Regions from separate parts of the Homo sapiens genome. Here region 2 is linked to region 1. Evidence: chromatin contacts called from ENCODE Hi-C or POLR2A ChIA-PET data. All regions are on one chromosome and are shown on one strand. Each heading gives the region's core, a stretch centred on a gene start or an enhancer-like site at or near the end of the contact. The rest is flanking DNA. Distances are from core to core; before and after follow the strand shown. Region 1 holds the start of PATZ1 (POZ/BTB and AT hook containing zinc finger 1). Region 2 holds the start of LINC02558 (long intergenic non-protein coding RNA 2558).

Region 1 (5,691 bases), core at 2,025-4,524:
CCCTCTCCCCAACCCCAGCATGACAAAGACAAAGTCACCACCCAGTTCTGGCTCCACAGGCCCAGGCCTCTCTGCCCTGGTTTTCTCTGGAGGGGGGAAGAGAAATGGGCATTTGTCTCTGATTTTGCCTCCCCACTCCCTCAATTCTCCCCACCAGAAACTCAGTGTTTTCTAGGACCAGAGGCGGTGGCAGTAGAATGAAACAGAGCTGCCTCACTGCAGCCTTTCCAGGAGGGGATATGTGATTCATTGTCCAGACTAAAGCCCCTTAGAAACTCAGCAATCCCCTCCCCCAGCCTCTCCCGCCACGGGCAGCCAATGAATGCCACCCGGATGGAATTCAGTCCCCAGAGGCCAGCAGTGGAGCCTTAAGTCCCCAGCTGGGCTGGTAAGCCAGATGCCCGCCTGAGCAGGTGGGCAGGGGCTGCCTGACCGGTAAGACTGGTTCCTGGTCGGGGCCCTCTGAGGGAGTTCTCCATCCCTGTGTTCACACACACAAGGTCCTACAATCCAGGTTAAAACCGGCCTTTTAGGAGAAAAACAAAATCACCCTCTGCTCCCAGACAAGTCCTCAGTTCCCCAACAGGCTAACTAGAAAGTGAACCTACATAGAGATCCTGTCCCCATTCCTTTCTGTCCTGAAAACATAAAGGGGCTCGTGGGTCCCATTAGGCTCTAGAGCTACCAGGTCAGAGCAGATCAAAGCTTTTGGTGTTAAGCAGCAGCTCTGGGTGACCAGCTCTGTGTCCCATGATCCCAGGGTGGTGTGAGAGGCACAGCTGGAGTCTACTGATCAGGATGGCCAGTGTTCTGTGTTGGGGAATCTGGTGCCTCAAGAGTGTAGGGAGTCCCAGATGCACTTGTTCCAGTACCTCCCTCGGCAGCCATTCAAGCGGGGAAGTCGCTGGAGGAGCCCAGTCTCCCGCCCCCAGAGGGGGCCCCACGCCTGGTGCCGGAAACACAAAGGGAGCCCTGGGGGAAGAATGGTGAGGTCCGGTGGCTCTGGCCTGAGGAATCCGGCCCCAGGAGGAGAGACAGTAGGGCACACTTAGCGTCAAAAAAACTTCCCTGAGGGAATGGAAAGCAGGTCTCAGGCATACCATCTCAAAATAAGGGCCCTTAAAAACACTCTACCCAAACCTGGCATGGTTCTATAAGGTCAAATGACCCCCACAAATCCCACACCCCCAGATCTTGGCAGGAGCCTTTTCAGGACTAAGATAACGTGTGGCAGGGGAGGAAGAGGGGGCCTTTCCTCACCTGGAGAAGCCTTTCCCACAGCTCTGGCAGATGTAAGGCTTGCCCACGGACCCATCATGGGACCGCACATGGTAGGACATGCGGTCTTTTCTCTTGAACCGCAACCCACACACAGGGCAGGAGTAGGGCTTCTCCCCAGAGTGGGACAGCTTGTGCCGGTTAAGATGATACACATCACGGAAGATCTTGCCGCAGATCTCACAAGCCACCTGCTTCCTGGTCCGGCTCCTCTTTCGGGGGCCGTCGGGGTCTTCAGAGATGGGTAGCCCATTCTCACCCAGCCTCGGAGGAGGAAGGTCGATGTAGCCCAGCTGGAGGCTGGTGACACCGTGCTGGGCCTCGTGCTGCCGGAGCCGGTTGGCATCAGTGAACACCTTACCACATAGACCGCATGGAAGGATGCCTGCCTCCCTCAGGCCCCCTGGGGACCCAAACATTGAGTCCAGCAGGTTGGCCTTCCTTGGGCGGCCCCGGCCTCGCTTGCCAGTCAGGGGAGGGGCACTGGATGCCACACTGGGGAATGGGGAAGTCAGCAGTTGGGGGGATAGGGGTCCAGCCACCATGGGCAAGCGGTCCACCCCAGGTAACACAGGCAAAGAGGCTTGGCCTGCAATGGCTGCACCAGCCGCCCGAGCTGCCTCCTCCTCTGGCTGCATGCTGCCGGCGATGCCATTGCTGTTGGCTGCCAAGGCTGCCCCGTTGGTCATGTCCAAAGGGAAGCCCAAGTCCGAGGTCCCAGGGGGGCGAAAGAGCATTATATCGGCGCGGGCAGGGGGTACCAGGATCTGTACGTTGGACTGTTTGATGACTTCCTGGCAGATCTCGATAACCGACCTCATCAGCAGGAACTTGGCGGCCGTCATGAGTTCGGGAAAGCTCTCCAAGCGCACCACGATGCGGGAAGTGTAGGCGAAGTCCAGAATGTCCCCAAATACCTTGGAGCTGATAGTGTGCATCTCCAGCTCCCGGCTGCCCCCGGCCCCGCCGCCTGGTGCTGCCGTCGCGCCCCCTACATCAGCCGGACCCCCGTCCGCAGCTCCGCCGTCGCCCAACTGGGCGCTGAACACCGACTCAAAGTACTCGCTGCAGGCGGCCAGCACGGCGCGGTGCGCTGGGAAGCTCTCGTCGCCTACCCGCAAGAGCACGTCGCAGAAGCGCCCGCCGTTTTTGCGCTGCTGGTTCAGGTTGTGCAGCATCTCCGTGCTGTGTCTGCTCACCTGGTATGTGTAGCAGCCAGACGGGCCGCACGAAGCGTCGTTCACCCGCTCCATGGCCGCCGCCCCCTCCCACTAGCCCGGCCGCTGCACCTGCCCGCCCCCTCCCTTCCCCTCAGCAGCGAGAAGCGGGGCGCAGCAGACGTGTCCACACTCCCCACACGTGCCGGCCCGAGGCTCTGTAGTCTCGCAGGTGCGCCGAGTGTACACGCCCCCAGCCCGGATCAGACTGTCTAGACTGCGGGGTGCACCACCCCCCACATAGCCAACCCCCGCCCTCGCTGGACTGCGCGCCACTCTCTCCTCTCCGCCCGCCCGCCTCCCCTTCCCGGTCTACCTTCCGGGGGGGTGCGCGAGCGAAGAGGTGCGCCCCTCCTGCAAACGCGCCTGCCACCTCCCCTCCCGCCCGCCAGGCGGCGCCGGCGCGCAGCCAAGAAGGGCACGCGCACGCGGGGAGGAGAAGGAGGGGTCCGCCGCGCAGGCGCGCGCGCGCGCCGCGGCTTTTCCCGGGCCCGCTGGGGGCGCGCGCTGCGTCCCCTGCAAAGCGCGAGCCGGGGCGGGGGCGCCGGAGCGGAGGAAACAAAAGGCGAAGGCGAAGGCGGCGGCGGCGGGGCGCGCACGGGGGCGGTGGCGCGGGCCGGGTCCCGGAGCCTGGAGGGCGGTGGCGGCGGCGGCGGCGGCTGGAGCGGGCGGGCGGCGGCGGCGGCAGAGTAGGCCCTTCCTCAGGCCGGGAGAAGGCGGCGGCGGAGCGGCGGCTGTGCGGCCCCGGGCTCCGTGTGTTCGGAGCGGAGGAAAGATGGCAGCGGCTGCACTTCCTCTTGCACTTTCACCCCTGGGGGGAGGAGAAGGAGGGGGCGATACCAACAACACCCCCCCTCTCGCTTGCAGAAAAAAAAGAAACGGCGAGCTCAGAGTGGGGGCCCCGGCGTCCCCGGCCTTGCACGTGCGCGCCCGGATGCCTAGCCCGGGCCGCCTGGCGCTGCAAACTTTACACTTTCTTTGTGCCGAGCGCCCCCCCCTCACCAAGACGAGGATGCACGTCCCCCCTTCCCTATTTATACACCCCCCCCCCGCAGTCCGCTCCCCCCGCTTCCTGCCCCCCCTCCCCATTCCCCAGATCCGCCAATGCTAGAGCAGCCTGAGCCCCCGTCCGGCCCCCGCCTCCCCACCCCGCCCGCGGGGCCGGGGGCTGCAGTCTCAGCCCCCCCGGACCAATGCAAACGAAGCGCCGAGCCAGCAAACCAGCTCCCACTGCCCCTCCCCTGCCCGCTGAGAGTGGCGGCTAGCAGGGTGGGGGGGCAGGAACTGAGGGGTGCGGATCCGGGCCCCCCAGCCTGCGAAGCGCACTCGCAGGTCGAGCGGGCGTCGTCCACCCTTCGGAGCCCCGCTTTCATGCGTGAAATTCCCAGAAGTCGCCTGCGACCGCCTCCCTGCTTCAAACACCAGAGAGGGCCCGGGGTCCTGGCCGGAGACAGGCCGAACCTCCGGAGCTGCTTCTGCACCCGGTACATTGATCGATCTGATGGGCTGCGCGCCCGGAAGAGCTGGAGAGATGAAGCCAGCGTCCAGCTTCTCCCCCAAACCACAGCACGCCGAGCTTTGTCCCCGGGGAGCGTGAAGTCACCAGCTCCGGGAGGCGACAATATGAGGGCGATGGACGGGGCAGGGACCCCCGGAAGCCCCAGCAATCCTCAGGGAAGTGGGGGTGCCGGAGGAGTCGGGGACACCCTCAGGCCTCTCCAAGCCCGGAGCATCCCCAGCGCCCGCAGCCCTGTGAGACGCCGGGTGCTCTGGTAATGGGCCCTGCCGCCAGGCCTCGGCGCTTTGTCCCCGGCCCGCCCGGGGATGCTACCACGCTAGAGTTGTACACCAAGGTTTGTCTTCCCAGGAAGCGCTGGCGGCTGCCTTTGGGCCGCCTGGCGCGGAGCCCCAGGCTGCAGGCGCCGCGTGTGCGGGCGGGAAGTTCCCACAGTTGCAAAGAGGCAGCGAAGTATGTGTTCCAAACTTTCCACGGTTCCAAACTGAGCGCTTCCATTAAGAGAAGCGGTGTGCGGGGGAAAAGCATTCTGGGTATTAGCATGCAAATGAACGGGCCCGGCTTCCAACTCCGCTCGGGATTCCCACCGCTGCGCGCCGAGCTCGCGCCCAGCCACGCGCGCCCTGAGGCTTCCGGGCGTTGCCCTGGCGGATGATCCGAGTTCAAAATCGAGACCTCTGCCTTCTGGTTTCGTGTCCTGGTGCTTAGTCACTTGGCCTCCCTGAGATTCAGTTAAACTGTTTCTTAACCTGTGCACAGGGACAGCAGCACCTGTCCTGCACACCTCCGCTCTAGGGCATAGTACATGCCAAACTCCTGTTGGAGAGAATGAATTAGAGGCATGAAGAAAGTTCCCTGGACACGAAGCCAGGAGATCTGTGTTCTAAGCCCAGACTCACTGTCACCTTAGGCTAGTGCCTCCCTCTCTGAGCCACAGCTTTCTTGGGCGGATTTTGGGAACTGGCACGTTTTATTTTTGAGAGAGCTGCTGGGAACATCCACAGAGAAAGAGAAAGGGGCCGGGCGCGGTGGCTCACGCCTGTTATCCCAGCACTTTGGGAGGCTGAGGCGGGCGGATCACCTGAGGTCGGGAGTTCGAGACCAGTCTGACCAACACGGAGAAACCCCATCTCTACTAAAAATACAAAACTAGGCCGGGCGCAGTGGCTCATGCCTGTAATCCCAGCACTTTGGGAGGTCGAGGCAGGCGGATCACCTGAGGTCGGGAGTTCTAGACCAGCCTGACCAACATGGAGAAACCCCGTCTCTACTAAAAATACAAAATTAGCCGGGCGTGGTGGCACATGCCTGTAATCTCAGCTACTAGAGAGGCTGAGGCAGGAGAATCGCTTGAACCTGGGAGGCGGAGGTTGCCGTGAGCCGAGATCGTGCCATTGCACTACAGCCTGGGCAACAAGAGCGAAACTCCGTCTCAAAAAAAAAAAAAATACAAAATTAGCCGGGCGTGGTGGCACATGCCTATAATCCGAGCTACTGGGGAGGCTGAGGCAGGAGAATCACTTGAACCCGGGAGGCGGAGTTGCGGTGAGCCGAGATCGCGCCATTGCACTCTAGCCTGGGCAACAAGAGCAAAACTGTTTCAAAAAAAAAAAAAAGAAGAAGAAAGAAAAGAAAAAGAGGTTTGCTCTGAGTGTCCAGTGTATACACACATCGTTTCTC
Region 2 (5,691 bases), core at 1,127-3,626, 620 kb after region 1:
CCAAGTACTGGACCTCAAAAGTCACAAACTACCCGGAGATTAAAAAGAAATGAATAGGCTGGGCACGGTGACTCACACCTGTAATCCCAGCACTTTTGGAGGCCGAGGCAGGTGGACTGCTTGAGTTCAGGAGTTTGAAAGTAGCCTGGGTAACATGGCAAAACAGTAAATACAAAAATTAGCCAGGCCTGGTAGTTCCAGCTACTCAAGAGGCTGAGGTGGGAAGATTGCTTGAGCCTGGGAGGTCGAGGCTGCAGTGTGCCAAGATCGTGTCACTGCAATTCACCCTGGGGAACAGAGTGAGACTGCCTCGAAAAAAAAAAGGAGTGAATAAACACGAAGATTAGGCCCTGTGACCCCCAACACACACGCACACACACACACATGCGCGCACACACACACACACACTCCTTTTTATTTTGAGATAGAGTCTTGCTCTGTTGCCCAGGCTGGAGTGCAGTGGTGCAATCTCGGCTCACTGCAACCTCCGCCTCCCGGGTTCAAGCTATTCTTGTGCCTCAGCCTCCTGAGTAGCTGGGATTACAGGCGCGTACCACCACACCAGGCTAATTTTTGTATTTTTAGTAGAGACAATTTCACCATGTTGGCCAGGCTGGTCTCGAACCCCTGACCTCAAGTGATCCGCCTGCCTCGGCCTCCCAAAGTGCTGGGTTTACAGGTGTGAGCCCCTGCGCCTGGCCATACTGCTTCCTTAATGTATTAGGGTTCAATCAGAGAAACTGTACCAGTAAGGGGATACAGATTAAGAGATTTGTTGCAAGGAGGTGATTTGCGTGATTGTGGGGCTGGCTAGGTAAGTGCAGTAAGTGCAGGCTGGAACTCTTGTCAAGGGCTGAAGTTGCTATCCACAGGCAGAATTTCTTCTTCAGGAAAACCTCAAGTCTGATTTTAAGGCCTTTCAACTGCGTCTATCAAGCCCACCTAAATTATCCAGGATATCTTCCTTTTATGTAAAGTCAACTGATAATGGACTTTATTCGCATCTACAAAACAACTTCACCAAAACATCCAGTTTAGTGTTGGAATAATTGGGGCCTTTAGTCTAGCCAAGTTGACACAGTAAAAAAGACATCACACTCAGCAGGGCATGGTGGCTCAGTCCTGTAATCCTAGCACGTTGGCAGGCCAGGGCGGGAGGATTGCTTGAGGCCAGGAGGTCCAGACCAGCCTGGGCAATGTAGAAAGACACCATCTCTCCAAAACATAAAAAAAGATAAATTAGCTGGGCTCGATAGCTATACCTATAGTCCCAGCCACTCAGGAGGCTAAGGTGGGAGAATCACTTGTGCCCAGGAGTTTGAGGCTGCAGTAAGCTATGATCATGCCACTGTACTCCAGCCTAGGTGACAGAGCGAGACTGTGTCTCAAAAACAAACAAACAAAAAGCAGTGGAACGTTGCTTTACATATATTAGAGCACTTACCACATGCCCTGTGGTTAAGTGATTTGCATGCAGCATCTCAGTTAATCTCAGAACATCCCGTGACGCAGGTATCCTTCTTGTCCCTGATTTTACAGTTCAGGAAACGGCCTCAGAGAGGTGAGGAGACGCCCACAGTCGCGTGGCATGGTGCACCTGTGTTCTGAACTGTCACTTGCCTCTCCCTGTGAGCCTCTCTTTACTCTGCCTTGTCTTCTTGTCCTGGGGCAAGAAGTTAGGGTTCAAGACCCTTCGGGATGTGAGGATGTTTCTGCCACTCTGGACATTAGTTTTCTCCCCTAAGTGGCTCTATCTCTCCCGGCCTGAGTTTGGAAGGGAGACACCATTCTGGTACGACTTTTCTTAGGCCTGTGCTGCCATCTATGGGGCTCGAAGGTGCTCGCCATGCTCCAGACCGGCCACCTGGCAGTCAGGTGAGCTTGCAAGTGTGAAGAGCAGCGGGATGCGGGGGAGGGAGCAAGCCCAGTAACAAATAAAGCAAATATCATCGGCCCTTGTCCTCAGCTGCTCGCTCAGGCCCCCCAGAATCCTGTAGCATTTCTGGGGATTAAGAGGGTGGTGGGGTTTTCACCTCTATCACGTCTACTGCCAGCCTGGCGCCCAAAGGTTCGGCCGTCATCCGCCCCAGCGGGTCCCTGGAACCGCCGGGATGCCCAGGCTGCCAGGGGGTCTAATGGGGAACTGGGAGTTTCTTTCAGGTCACAGGATAGGTCTGCAGTGCGACTCAGGCTCCCGCGGGGACCTGCCCACTCGAACGGGGGAGGAGGAAGAGGCTCCGGGGGAGAGCCAAGGAGGCGGGGAAGAGGAGCGGCGTCCCGGGAAAGGGGATGCTGGAGCTCCTGCCGACGCTCCACCTGTAGCCCCGCCCTTGACTCCGCCCACTTCCCCAGCCCCTCCCTTCCAGGCGCAGCCTCGAGGTGGCGCTGTGGAGCCGCGCAGGGTCTAGGGCGACTCTCTGAGGGAGCCGCGGCCGCCAGGCTCCGTGGGTTTTGGTTCAGGCGCCGGTTAGTGTCGGGGTAGGCCACGCAGTGAGTTGGCTTGAGGCAGGAGGCAGGCGGAAACCGAGGCTGAGAGGCTGGCTGTCGCTGCCACCCCTCAGCAACCCCAGTGCAGCTGGTCATCCTGTCAGCCGATCAGTCAGTCGCGTCCCCAGCCCGGCTCACACGCCTCCTCCATCAGTCCCTCAGTCAGTCCCTGCGTTTCCTGTCTTTCCCTTGCCTTTCTCCCTCTTTTTTCTTGTCTTTTCTTTCTTTCTTTTCCTTCCTTCTCTCTCTATTTCTCTCACTTTCTTTCCTTTTCTTTTTCTTTTTATGAGAGGGGTCACCTCACTATGTCACCCAGGCTGGAGTGCAGTGACGTCATCTCGGCTCACTCAGCTTCGACATCCTGGGCTCAAGCCATCCTCCCGCCTCGGCCTCCCAAAGCTCCGGGATCACAGGCAGAGCCACTGTATCCGCCCAACCATTGCGGTTCCTGCCAGGTGGTCGGCTGGCAGGTCGGCCCTTGTCACCTGGGTCCCCGAGCCCTGCACACTGTGAGGGCGAACAGAGTCCATGGAGGATGGTGAGGGGAGGAAATATGTGGAGCCCAGGCCTTGCTTTTTCTGTTTTTTGTTCTTGTTGTTGTTGTTGCTGTTGTTTTGTTTTTTTTTTTTTTAGACGGAGTCTCGCTCTGTCGCCCAGGCTGGAGTGCAGCTCACTGCAAGCTCGGCCTCCCGGGTTCACGCCGTTCTCCTGCCTCAGCCTCCCGAGTAGCTGGGACTACAGGCGCCCGCCACCACGCCCGGCTAATTTTTTGTATTTTTAGTAGAAACGCGGTTTCACCGTCTTAGCCAGCATGGTCTCGATCTCCTGAACTCGTGATCCGCTCACCTCAGCCTTCCAAAGTGCTGGGATTACAGGCGTGAGCCACCGCGCCCGGCCTCTTTTTTTTTTTTGAGTCTTGCTCTGTTGCCCAGGTTGAAGTGCAGTGGTGCGATCTCTGCTCACTGCAACCTCTCCCTTCCGAGTCCAAATGATTCTCTTGCCTCAGCCTCCTGAGTAGCTGGGATTACAGGCACTCACCACCACGCCTGGCTAATTTTTGTGTTTTTAGTAGAGGCGAGGTTTCACTATGTTGGCCAGGCTGGTCTTGAACTCCTGGCCTCAAGAGTCTGCCCGCCTCGGCCTCTCAAAGTGCTGGGATTACAGGTGTGAGCCACTGTGCCCGGCCGTTTTTTTTCTGTTTTTGGTCAGAGTTACTTGCCAAAGGGCTTTGGTTTTTTCCCCTCAGGATCTCCCAGGCCCTTGGGGGGCAGAGGGGACAACGATGCTGACCCGCTCCTGAGGTGGCGCTCGGCCAGCACAGCTGTCCCTGGAGCAGAAGAGTGGCAGTGGAGGGGCCAGAGCCCTGGCTTTCAGCGGCTGTACTGAGAGTTACTCCACGTTCAGCCCTTCCCCGCCCGACGCGGATTGGCTGTGGGCTGGGTCTGATCCTTCCCGGACCTGGAGCAGCTGTGGGCTGGGCCTGATCCACTGACTGCCTTCTATGTTAGAGCTGGCAGCATGGGGGCCCAGACCCGGGCCCTTCCAGGAGGTGCCAGGGCAGTGGGACCCGGCCCTGAGCTGGAGAGAGCATTCCTGTGCTGGTCGTGGCAGTGCTTCCACCTCACTGTGTGTGCTTGTGCAGGTCACTTCACCCAGGCCTCGGTGTCATCACGGACAGCTTTCAGAAAGGGGAGACAGCCTGGACATGGTGGCTCACACCCATAACCTCAGCACTTTGTGAGGCCAAGGTGGGGAGGATCACTTGAGGCCAGGGGTTCAAGACCAGCCTGGGCAACGTAGTAAGTAACCCCATCTCTAAAGAAAAAAAATTAGCTGGACATGGGAGGCCGAGGTGGGAAGATGGGGCTTGAGCCCAGGAAGTCGAGGCTGCAGTGATCCTCGACTGCACTCCAGTGGTGCATTCGATTACACTACTGCACTCCAGCCTGGGTGACAGCGGGGAGACCCCTCTCAAACAAACAAAATCCCCCCAAACCCAAACCTGCCACCTACTTCCCTGCCCTGCCCGGTACTGTGGGTTTGGAAATATAACCATGGAGGTGAAAGCCCAGGTGTGAGGAAGTTATAACCTGACCTCTCATGGTTTTCCTGATGCAGGGGAGGAAGAATGGAAGAAAGAAATGAGAAAAGGCAGGGGTGGCCTGAACTCCTGGGCTCCAGGGGACGCTGTGTCTGTTACCCCCACCCATAGGAGCCTGGGGTTCTGGCCTGGGCTGTGTGACCCTGGGCCTGTCTCTGCTGCTCTCTGGGCTTTTACAGCAGTGAAGAGCTTGGGTTCTATGATCTCTAAGGCTTGAGACTTGAGTGGAAGGGTTTCTAACAGAAATCCTGGGGCCATGATGTTCGGGGAGCAAGAGCTAAGCTGTCTGGTGCAATAGCCACTAACCACGTGTTGCTGTTGGGCACTTGACATGTGGCTTGTCTGATTTCAGGTGTGCCCAAGGATGTTGTAGAACTCTGTCTAGCCACAGTGTGGGGATGGGGAGCTCCCGCCGACAGACTCTGTTGCTTTCTGGCTTGGTAAGTGGGAATACCGAAGTCCCTGGCTGTGTGTTCAGCCCAGTGGGGTTGGGATAGGTACTGGGGAAGGTGGGAGCTGGGTCAGAAACCCTCCCTCAGCCCAACCTGGGTGGACTCCTGGGACCCTTGGTGGGAGGAGGGGTCTGATGACCCTGGGGGAGGGAGGGAGGGGAATTGGCAAGACTCAGATGTATACTCTGGGGACGACGATCCTCTCTCTTTCTGCCCCAGTCCCGCTCCTTTCTTTGAAGCTGGGGTCCCCAGCTCACATCATGCCCAGGCAGCCTCAGTGTTCCAGTGAGGCGGGAGCTACAGCTCCTGGAAATTAGAGGTGACCTGGGCGAGGCAAGTTTTTTGTAGGGACCTGGTGGGATACTCCCAGGGGATTGTTCTCCTGGGCAGGCCTGGGAAGTCCCAGGAAGAGTTGGTTATTCATTCACATCCAGTGTTTATTGGACATCCACCACATGCCAGGCTTTGTGCCAGGCAGTGAGTGACAGGAGTGAACTGTACAGACATTGACCCTGTTTATGGAGTGCAGTGTCTAGAAGTGGTGATAAGGGCAATGGGAGAAGACAAAAATGAAAGTACACGAATTAGTTAAAGTAAAAATTCTGATACCAGGCACGGCGGCTCATGTCTGTAATCCCAGCACTTTGGGAG

The links. A loop is a pair of places that touch in the nucleus more often than their neighbours do. ChIA-PET counts read pairs that join two places held with the same protein, here RNA polymerase II (POLR2A). Pooled maps may share reads with other maps.
Region 2: a pooled map shows a loop between it and region 1 (24-fold over the local background). The contact joins the promoter of LINC02558 here to the promoter of PATZ1 in region 1. A Hi-C loop is called at or near these places in 6 of 37 single-sample maps with no recorded cell type and 9 of 50 pooled maps. POLR2A ChIA-PET finds 5 or more read pairs at or near these places in 1 of 52 experiments (activated T-cell).

Annotation. Positions count from the first base shown.
Region 1 is chr22:31,343,072-31,348,762 of GRCh38, forward strand. PATZ1 (POZ/BTB and AT hook containing zinc finger 1) reads right to left here and starts at 3,275. Exons shown (of 5, transcript NM_014323.3): 1 at 1,261-3,275. The coding sequence starts at 2,531. LINC01521 (long intergenic non-protein coding RNA 1521) reads left to right here and starts at 3,688. Exons shown (of 1, transcript NR_120386.1): 1 at 3,688-5,691. RefSeq lists enhancers at 1-133, 134-672, 673-1,210 and silencers at 2,031-2,100, 2,651-3,070, 3,441-3,510, 3,561-3,780.
Region 2 is chr22:31,968,447-31,974,137 of GRCh38, forward strand. LINC02558 (long intergenic non-protein coding RNA 2558) reads left to right here and starts at 2,377. Exons shown (of 5, transcript NR_149128.1): 1 at 2,377-2,466; 2 at 4,941-5,028. RefSeq lists enhancers at 1,507-1,556, 1,627-1,736.